Regions from separate parts of the Homo sapiens genome. Here region 2 is linked to region 1. A link is an interaction called in ENCODE POLR2A ChIA-PET data of the cell type or tissue named here. Cell type or tissue: GM12878. All regions are shown on one strand.

What was found. Peaks named below come from ENCODE experiments on the same cell type or tissue, not always from the same donor. Only the 100,000 strongest peaks of a DNase experiment are listed, where the experiment ranks them.
Region 2: POLR2A ChIA-PET joins it to region 1 with 5 read pairs; 11 of 35 experiments call an interaction of 5 or more read pairs at or near these places.

Annotation. Positions count from the first base shown.
Region 1 is chrX:40,861,450-40,866,449 of GRCh38, reverse strand. No RefSeq gene overlaps it. Among named protein-coding and RNA genes, the nearest start is that of MED14OS, 130 kb to the right of the region's middle. In GM12878, no CTCF peak of the experiment used is centred here; a DNase peak (open chromatin) is centred at 2,607.
Region 2 is chrX:41,076,787-41,081,786 of GRCh38, reverse strand. It overlaps the pseudogene CLIC4P3. Among named protein-coding and RNA genes, the nearest start is that of USP9X, 6.2 kb to the left of the region's middle. In GM12878, no CTCF peak of the experiment used is centred here; no DNase peak of the experiment used is centred here.

The DNA.
Region 1 (5,000 bases):
GAGATGGGGAGATGAAGCAGGGGAGCAGGGGCCATATCACTTAGAACCTTGAAGCCTATGTTAAATATTCTGGTCTTTATCCTAAAAGCAATGGGAAGCCATTGAGAAGCTTCAACTGAGGGATGGGACATAATCAAAACTGAATTTTCACAAAGATATCTTTGACCTCTGTGTGGCGAACAAACTGGAAAGGGGCCAATTGGGAGGATATTTTAAGTGAGAGATACTGGTGGCTTGGGCTGAGGTGGGGCTGGTGGTGGTGGAAAAAAGAAGAGAACAAATATGAGAGACATTTAGGAGGTTAAATTAATAGGACTTGGTGATGGCTTAAATATAGGGGTGACAGGGAGGTGGAAGTCAAGGACAGTTCACAGGTTTCTTCAATTGTTGGTACTATCAAGTGAAATAGGACCAGGTTTGTGACAGAAGATTGAGTGTTGAGTTTTGGGTGCTTTTGTGATATCCAAGAGGTGATATCAAGCAGATCACTGACTACATTTGGATCTGGGACTGAGAGAAGAGGTCTGAGCTGGAAATCTACATACAGTTGACCCTTGAACAACTTGGAGGTTAGGGACATCAATCCCCTATACAGTAGAAAATCCATGACTCCTGAAAAACTCAGCTACTCATAGCCTACTGTTGACCTGAAGCCTCACAAATAGCATAAACAGTCAATGAACACGTATTTTGTATGATATATATATATATATCTTTATATATATTATATGGTATTCTTACAATAAAGTAAGCTAGAGAAAAGAAAATATTAAAAAATTAAAGGGAAGAGAAATATATTTACTATTCATTAAGTAGAAGTGGATCATCATAAAAGTCTCTGTCTTTGTTGTCTTCACATTGAGTAGGGTGAGGAGAGGAGGAAGAGGAGAGGTTGGTCTTGCTGTCTCAAGGGTGACAGAGACAAGAAAATCTGTGTATAAATAGACCTGCGTTGTTCATTTCAAGCCTGAATTGTTCAAGGGTCAACTGTATACCCTTAAGACATCTGCAAATAGGCAGTGATTTAGTCAGGATCTCAAAAGAAAACAGATGGTACAATCAAATTAGGATAATTCAATTAGGATTAATAAAAGGAGTATATTAGGTTCCTGCTGCATAACAAACAGAACCATAACCTCAGTGGCTTAATAGAGCAAACATTTTATTTCTTGGCCACAAGTGTGTGGGTTGGTTGTGATTCAGCTGATTTAGGCTGGGTGCAGCTGGACCAGGCTGACTCCAGACTTCAAGTTCCATTCATGTCTGTTTCATGTGTCTGATCCCCTCTGGGAGTGGTGCCATATCAAAGACTCAGAGCTGGCCTCTGCTGCTGGCCAGTCAGACATCTAGCAGTGAGCTTTGTAAGGGAAGCCTATATTGTGGATGCTCTGACACTGAGTTTATAAGATCATCGAGGAAACACCAGGATAAGTGGGGGAAGAGTCTGACTGACATCCAAGGATGGATTCTCTAGTCCACCTAATTATTGACAGCCTCCTCTGCAGTAGATGCCCTCTACTCAGCATTTATATGGACATGGATATTTTCATATTTTGGGCTTAGTCCCAGAGGTCCATCCATATACCTGCCCCAATACCTCCTTACCACCAGTTTTCCAGTCTTGCTCTTTCCAAGTCCCTGACCAATTGGATAACCCATTAGCCATTGCTTATGAGGCAGTGTGGATCCAGTCATCTGGCTGTTCTCAGTCCCAACAAAATGAACAACCAAATGAATCACTGGAAGTTCTGCCTCCTGGGAGGATTTTCCTTCATCACCATTTTCAGGGCCACTTCAGAATATGGCTGTGGTATAATAGACGTCCACTTCTGGCTGATGCCAGCATAGCATGCTACTATGGTTTAAATGTTTGTCTCCTCTGAAACTCATCTTGATACCTAATTCCCAATGTGGCAATATCGAGAGGTGGGACCTTTAGGAGGTGATTGGATCAGGAGGGCTCTGCCCTGGATTAATAAATTAATGGGTTAGTGGATTTATGAGTTATGAGAGTAGGACTGATGGCTTTATAAAAAGAGGAGGAGAGACCTGAGCTGGCATGCTCAGCTGCTTCACCATGTAATGCCCTGCATTGCCTCAGGACTCTGCAGAGAGTCCCCACCAGCAAGAAGGCCCTCACCAGATACAGCCCCTTACCAGATACAGCCCCTTGACCCTGAACTTCTCCACCTCCATAACTGTAAGAAATAAATTCCTTTTAAAAATAACTTACCTAGTTTCAGGCGTTCTGTTATAAGCAACAGAAAAAAGGGACTAAGAAAATTGGTACCAAAAGTGGAGTTGTTGCTAATAACAAATACCTAAAAATGGGGAAGCATCTTTGGAACTGATAATGGGGAGAGGCTGGAAAAGTTTGGAGGAGCAAGCTAGAAAAAGCCTGTATTTCCGTGAACAGAGCATTAAGGGCAATTCTGGTGAGGGCTTAGAAAACAAGAAGACTAGGGAAAGTTGGGAACTCCTTAGGATTGGTTAAGTGGTCATGACCAGAATATTGATAAAGATATGGTCAGTAAAAGCCATTCTGATGAGGTTTCAGATGGAACTGAAAAACAAGGTATTGAAACCTGGAGTAAAGGCTGTTCTTGTTATAAATGAACAAAGAAGTTGGCTGAACTGTGTCTATCCCCAAGGGCTTTGTGGAAGGCTGAGCTGGAGAGTAATGATGTAGGGTATCTGGCAGAAGAAATACTGAAGCAGCAAAGCATTTAGGCTGCTGCATGGCTACTTTATTTTTTTTATTTTTATTTATTTATTTTTATTTTTATTTTTTTAGTATTTATTGATCATTCTTGGGTGTTTCTCAGAGAGGGGGATGTGGCAGGGTCATAGGATAATAGTGGAGAGAAGGTCAGCAGATAAACACGTGAACAAAGGTCTCTGGTTTTCCTAGGCAGAGGTCCCTGCAGCCTTCAGCAGTGTTTGTGTTCCTGGGTACTTGAGATTAGGGAGTGCTGATGACTCTTAACGAGCATGCTGCCTTCTAGCATCTGTTTAACAAAGCACATCTTGCACCGCCCTTAATCCATTTAACCCTGAGTTGACACAGCACATGTTTCAGAGAGCACGGGGTTGGGGGTAAGGTTATAGATTAACAGCATCCCAAGGCAGAAGAATTTTTCTTAGTACAGAACAAAATGGTGTCTCCTAGGTCAACTTCTTTCTACACAGACACAGTAACAATCTGATCTCTCTTTCTTTTCCCCACATTTCCCCCGTTTCTTTTCGACAAAACCCCCATCGTCATCATGGCCCGTTCTCGATGGTCGCTGTCTCTTTGGAGCTGTTGGGTACACTTCCCAGACGGGGCGGCCGGGCATAGGCGCTCCTCACTTCCCAGACGGGGCGGCCGGGCAGAGGCACTCCTCACTTCCCAGACGGGGCAGCCGGGCATAGGTGCTCCTCACTTCCCAGACAGGGCGGCCGGGCAGAGGCGCACCTCACTTCCCAGATGGGGTGGCGGCCGGGCAGAGGCGCTCCTCACCTCCCAGATGGGGTGGCGGCCGGGCAGAGGCGCACCTCACATCCCAGATGATGGGCGGCCGGGCAGAGGCACTCCCCACCTCCCAGACGGGGCCGCCGGGCAGAGGCGCTCCTCACCTCCCAGACGGGGCGGCCGGGCAGAGACGCCCCTCACCTCCCAGACGGGGCGGCCGGGAGAGGCGCCCACTTCCCAGACAGGGTGGCTGGGCAGAGGCGCTCCTCACCTCCCAGACGGGGCGGCCGGGCAGAGGCGCTCCTCACCTCCCAGACAGGGCGGCCGGGAAGAGGCGCTCCTCACCTCCCAGACGGGGCGGCCGGGAAGAGGCGCTCCTCACCTCCCAGACGGGGCGGCCGGGCAGAGGCGCTCCTCGCCTCCCAGACGGGGCGGCCGGGAAGAGGCGCTCCTCGCCTCCCAGACGGGGCGGCTGGGCAGAGGCGCTCCTTGCCTCCCAGACGGGGCGGCCGGGCAGAGGCGCTCCTCGCTTCCCAGACGGGGTGGCCGGGCAGAGGCGCTCCTCACATCCCAGAAGACGGGGTGGCAGCCGAGCAGAGGCACTCCTCACTTCCCAGACTGGGTGGCGGCCAGGCAGAGGCGCTCCTCACCTCCCAGACGGGGTGGCGGCCGGGCAGAGGCTCTCCTCACGTCCCAGACGGGGCGGCCGGGCATAGGCACTCCTCACATCCCAGACGGGGCAGCCGGGCAGAGGCACTCCTCACCTCCCAGACGGGGCGGCCGGGCAGAGGCACTCCTCACCTCCCAGATGGGGCGGCCGGGCAGAGGCGCTCCTCACATCCCAGACGATGGGCGGCCGGGCAGAGATGCTCTGGGGTGGCGGCCGGGCAGAGGCGCTCCTCACTTCCCAGACGGGGCGGCCGGGTAGAGGTGCTCCTCACTTCCCAGACGGGGTGGCGGGGCATGGGTGCTCCTCACATCCCAGACTGGGTGGCCGGGCAGAGGCGCTCCTCACATTCCAGACGATGGGCGGCATGGCTACTTTTAACTGCTTACATTAAGCTACAAGAGGGAAAAAATAACTTAAAGATGGAATTTATAATAAAAAGGAAAGCAAATTGAAAAGATTTGGAAAACTCTCAGCCTCGCCATGTAGTAGAGAATGGAAGAGTATTTTCAGCAGAGGAAACCAAGAGTGTAGCCCAGTGACTGTTTGCCAAAGAAATTAGCATAGCTAGAAGGGAGCCAGGTGCTATTCCTCAAGACAATGGAAGACCCCCAGAGGCATTTCAGAGGACTTTGAGGCTGCCCCTCCCATCACAGGCCCAGAAGCCTGCGAAGGAAGAATGGCTTCAGGGGATGGGCCTGAGGCACCCTCTACGGGCTTGCCGCCCAGGGCTGCCTCAAGACTCTTCTGCTCCCCACACTCTGGCACAGTGCTTCTTGGCCCCCCCAGCCATGGCTCAAGCAGCCCCAGGTGCAGATCGACCCACTACCCAAAAAGATACAAGTTTTAAGCCTTGGCAGCATCCACATGGTGCTAATT
Region 2 (5,000 bases), 220 kb before region 1:
GTATGGTTCCACTTATATGAGGTACCTAAAGTAGTCAAACTCATAGAGACAGAAAGTAGAATAGAGGCTACCAGGGGCTAGGGGGAGGGTAATAGGGAGTTGTTTTATGGGTTCAGAATTTCTGTTTGAGATGATGAAAAACGTTCTGGAAATGCAAAGTGGTGATGGTTGCACAACATTGCAAATGTACTTAATACCACTGAATAGTACTCTTAAAATGGTAAATTCTAAGTTATCTGTATTTTACAATAAAAAAAATGAAGAAAAGAAAATCCAGCCACATACAATTTCATATGGTTTAGGCTATACATTACTCTCCCACCAGCTGTTTTAGTCTCAACTCTCAAGTCAAGCTCACCACCAACTGATGCCTTGTGCTCTCTCGAGCTACCCAGAGGGTGCACCTTGGCTCCCAGGGTAGATTTGGCCTACAGGACTGTCCCCTTTTGAGATCTTCCACTTAGTTAATGGGATAGGAAATAAACAGTTTTGAGTTAAAAGAATAGGTTTATTATCACAGTGCAACTCCTTAAATTAAAATCCATATAGTCCAGGTCTTTCTTCTTCCTTTGTTTGGGTTTCTCTTTTCTAACACCTGTCCTTTAGTTTTCAAACTGTAATTTTTTTTAACTTCCTGGTTCTGCTTTATTAGGGCAAAACCTTATTATATTACATTTCCTCATGAAATTTCTCATTGCTCTCTCTCCCCACTCCCCCTGCCCCAGAAATATCTGATAAGTATACTCATTGTTTACTAGGACACTTATCTTAAACCATAGACAAATTTTCCTGGATAAATTGATGTTATTTAATATTTTCAGGGGTACAAATTTTAAAGTTCTGTGGAAATACTTTCTGGGCTAATGGCCAAACTAAAATAGAAGAGGAGGGACCTTTGATAATATGTTCCCTAGAGAAGGCTTTGTGATTGAATGGAATGAGCAAAGTCCACAATGAGTTACTATTTTTAATATAAAAATACGATAACTAAAAATCTAAGTAGGTGGTCCCACTTAATCTTTATGACAACAGGCAGAAAATGTAGCTAGGGAGAACAAGAGATAATTAAATGATCACAGTTGATAATGTGCTATTGCTCATGGTGTCTAAAATTTGACCAAATTTTAGACACCAGTGCCTAACAACCTGCTTAGAAGTAGTCTGTCCCTCCTGCTCTGTGGGAATGTCTCTGAAACTGACCTATTCCCAGCCAAAGACTTGGATGTAAGGACAGCAAGAGTAGCCCCAGCCTTGGATCATCCCTGAGTTCTGGGGACATAAAGGAATCTAAAGCAAAACTACCATGTATCTGCCCACTCAAAGGGGACCAGCTACCTGGTCTTAGTCATGGTACATGGGGCTTAGTCACCAATCAATACCACTGACATTAGAAGGAGAACATCGAGGATAAGCTAGTTAGAAGTGTTATCAACTCAAAGACTATTTCATATTAGTAACTGCACCAAAGTCTTGAAAACTTGCAGCCCATGTATGAAAGAAACTTGACAGTTGTCTCAACATTGATCATCTTTTTTTTTTTTACCCCAAGTTGTTGTTTATTTTCATGAGGGGGGGAAAGAATCCTTTATGATAGTGAAAGTATACTTTATTTTTTTGATACAATAGCTGCCAACAATATACTGGTGTTGATGTTCCAAAAAGAAAAGAAAATACGTGCATGCTATAATAAGCTTTCATTTGCCTGTTCAAGAAATTCTAAAGAAAATACTCCAATTCTGTTCAACATTATGGCTTGAGAAGTTGAAATTTTTCCATGATGAAAATATAATTTGTGTGGCCCAAACTTTGACTATTTATAAAGGATGGAGTTTTTAAAAGCCCAAATATATCAATAATGAATGCTCCCCTCTCTTTGAATTAAATGCTTAATTCAAATTAATGTAAGAAATTGGTGAATCATTAAACTTGATGAAATTTCCATCAAAATTTTCATGAAAAAATACATTTCTATTTCCTCTCCATTTTTACTTCATAGATATTTTCTAAATAGGTTTAAGTGCACAGAAATAAATGCTATCTACATGCAACTCTGGAGCGATTCAAAACACAACAGAAATAAAGTTAACATGCCTAAATCCTAGAGTGTATCCACTTAGTGTAAGAATAAATGTCAGAAATCTCTTAATTGTAAACAGATTGCTCAAGGATTTAAAGATAAATTGTGAAAGTCAAAATTACCAAGAAATAAAATCTTATTTGAATTTTATGACAAAAGTTAACAGTCGTAGTAAAAGAAGACAACAGAACTGTATAGAAAATATGCATCTACATCAAAAAAGGGAAGTTTTATCAACTAGAATAGTAGAGAACTTTCCAACTGTTGAATACAAAACTTTCTCAGAATCCCTTGGAAAACAGTAAGACTTTCCATTCAGACTCCAATCTCCTCACTGAAGTAAATACAAAAGGTGTTTAAATGAAGAGGAATGATTTGTTAGTTGTAAAAATAAAATCAGATTATTTCCATTATGCCAATTTATATACTGCACGAACTGTCTACCATGAAAATTTTATGGTCCAAATTTCTCAAGATTTTAAGCTATGCTCTTTCCACATACAGTGGGATTAAAGCATGTTGTCAGATCATCCTTTTAACTAGGTAGCTTTTGTCCATTTACCAATTTCCATTTGATTTGACTAACGTCCCTGATAAAGTAGTATCTGTCTTTCAACAACAAAAAAAACAATTCTGATCATCAAAATTACAATGGACATACCTTCCTCGAACGTGGCCAAGTGTAATCACTGGGTTAATAAAAAACAAGAGAATAAATATCCAAAATGAAAATACTCTGAGTTGGGCCAGACGCAGTGGCTCATGCCTGTAATCCTAGCACTTTGGGAGGACGAGGAGGGTGGATTACAAGGTCACAAGTTCAAGATCAGGCTGCCTAGGATGGTGAAACCCCCTCTCTACTAAAAATACAAAAATTAGCCGGGCGCGGTGGTGGGCGCCTGTAATCCCAGCTACTCGAGAGGCTGAGGCAGGAGAATCTCTTGAACCCGGGAAGAGGAGGTTGCAGTGAGCCAAGACCATGCCATTGCACTCCAGCCTGGGCAACAGAGTGAGACTCCATCTCAAAAAAAAAAAAAAAAAGAAGAAAAGAAAATACTTTGAGTTTCAGAATGAATTTTCATCACTCTAGTTTGAAGAATGGAGCTCTTTCCTCTGTTAGCCCTCCACCCTGCACTAAATATTACAAAAATCCAAAAAATACATAAATATTCCTTATACCATGCATTATGCACCAGTTTGGGGTTGCCTGATAAAGTCGTAGCTACTATTTAAACAGACATTGCACCTCAAAATTCTGTCATCTATGCACAGTGAATAGACACAATGGTGAGGGCTCCTGAAAGATGGCAAGCTACCTCTAAAGTGAAAAGTTTGTGGTGGAGTGTCTCCAAATTAAAAAGAGGGGAACACGGGTACAGAGGTAGGCAGGGTAAAAGGATTTTAAAATAATACTGCTTAGGAGTGTGTGTGTGTGTGTGTGTGTGTGTGTGTGTGTGTGTGTGTGTGTATATATTTTTTTTTTTTTTTTTTGAGATGCAATCTCGCTCTGTCTCCCAGGCTGGAGTGCAGTGGCGTGAACTTGGCTCACTGCAACCTCTGCCTCCCAGGTTTAAGCGATTCTCCAGCTGCAGCCTCCCAAGTAGCTGGGATTACAGGTGCGCACCACCGCGTCCTGCTAATTTTTTTTTTCTTTTTTTTTAGTAGAGACGGGGTTTCACCATGTTGGCCAGGCTGGTCTTGAACTCCTGCTCAGGTGATCTGCCCGCCTCGGCCTCCCAAAGTGCTGGGATTACAGGCACGAGCCACCGCACCTGGTCAAGGAGTGTATATTTTAAGATAACTACTATACCTTGTCTACCCTTGATCCTAATCCTCAATAACTGCATGTTCGTGCAAAATACAATTTCTACTCTATAAGAAGAAGAGTAGCCTGTTAGGAAAAGCATATTCTTAGGGGAAGACATGAAGACATCTCTTTCATAAATGCAATTTTACTTGGTGGGTCTTTTGGCATCACTATATGCTATTTCAACCTCCTTATCACTGGGACAGGTATTGATGAACTCGTCCCTACTATATGCATTAGTTAGGTATCTCCAGATGCCAGTCATCTCTTTTGGAATATCAAAGTTGTGATATTTTTTGGCCACCACCTTGACAATATGCAGTTTGGGGAGCAGGCTGCAATCAGCTAATGTCATTTCATTGCCATCCAGAAATTTATGTGTAGAAAACTTAATGTCCTCTATACTATTTTCATCAATTTCATCAGGGAGAGGAGAATTCAGATATTTATCCAGTTTCTGCAGGGTTTTCAGGAGATCCTTCTCCAGTGCTTCATTAGCCTCTCGCCTTCAATTCTTGATAAATGCAGAGAATTTGGCAAAGATGTCCATTCCAGCAGTATTTGATTCTGGGTGTTTTGGTGAAAGCTTTAAGTACTTGGGAGGGCATAAGACTTCTTCAAGAAATTCCTCAATCTTACTTACATCCGTTTTGACTTCACTGTTGAAACTTACAAACGGTGGGTGGGTCCTGGGAGCTAAGTTCTGTAGGTCTGCAGGCTTCCATTTCAGGTCAACAGTTGTGACACTAAATACAACTCCTTTGAGTCAACGAATCATGAAGAACCTCTGGGAAAAGGGGCAGTTTCCTATGCTTTCACCATCACTGCCAGCTTTGACGAGGAGCTCAATGAGGGGCTCTTTGTCCTCCTCCTTCAGCCCGTTCAACGGCATCGACAACGCCATGGCCGGCTCGGCTGCGCTCCGCAAACGGCGACGGCTGCTGCTGCTGCTGCTCCTCCTGCTCCAAGGCTGCTCCGACTGCCGGCTCCCGCCGCAGTGCTCTCTGGACAGTACGGCGTCTAACTGGCCGCGGCCTCGGCCCCTCAGCACCTCCCCACGCCCTGCGCACGACCAAAGTTGATCATCTTAAAAACGTACTTGATATTGGCCGGGCG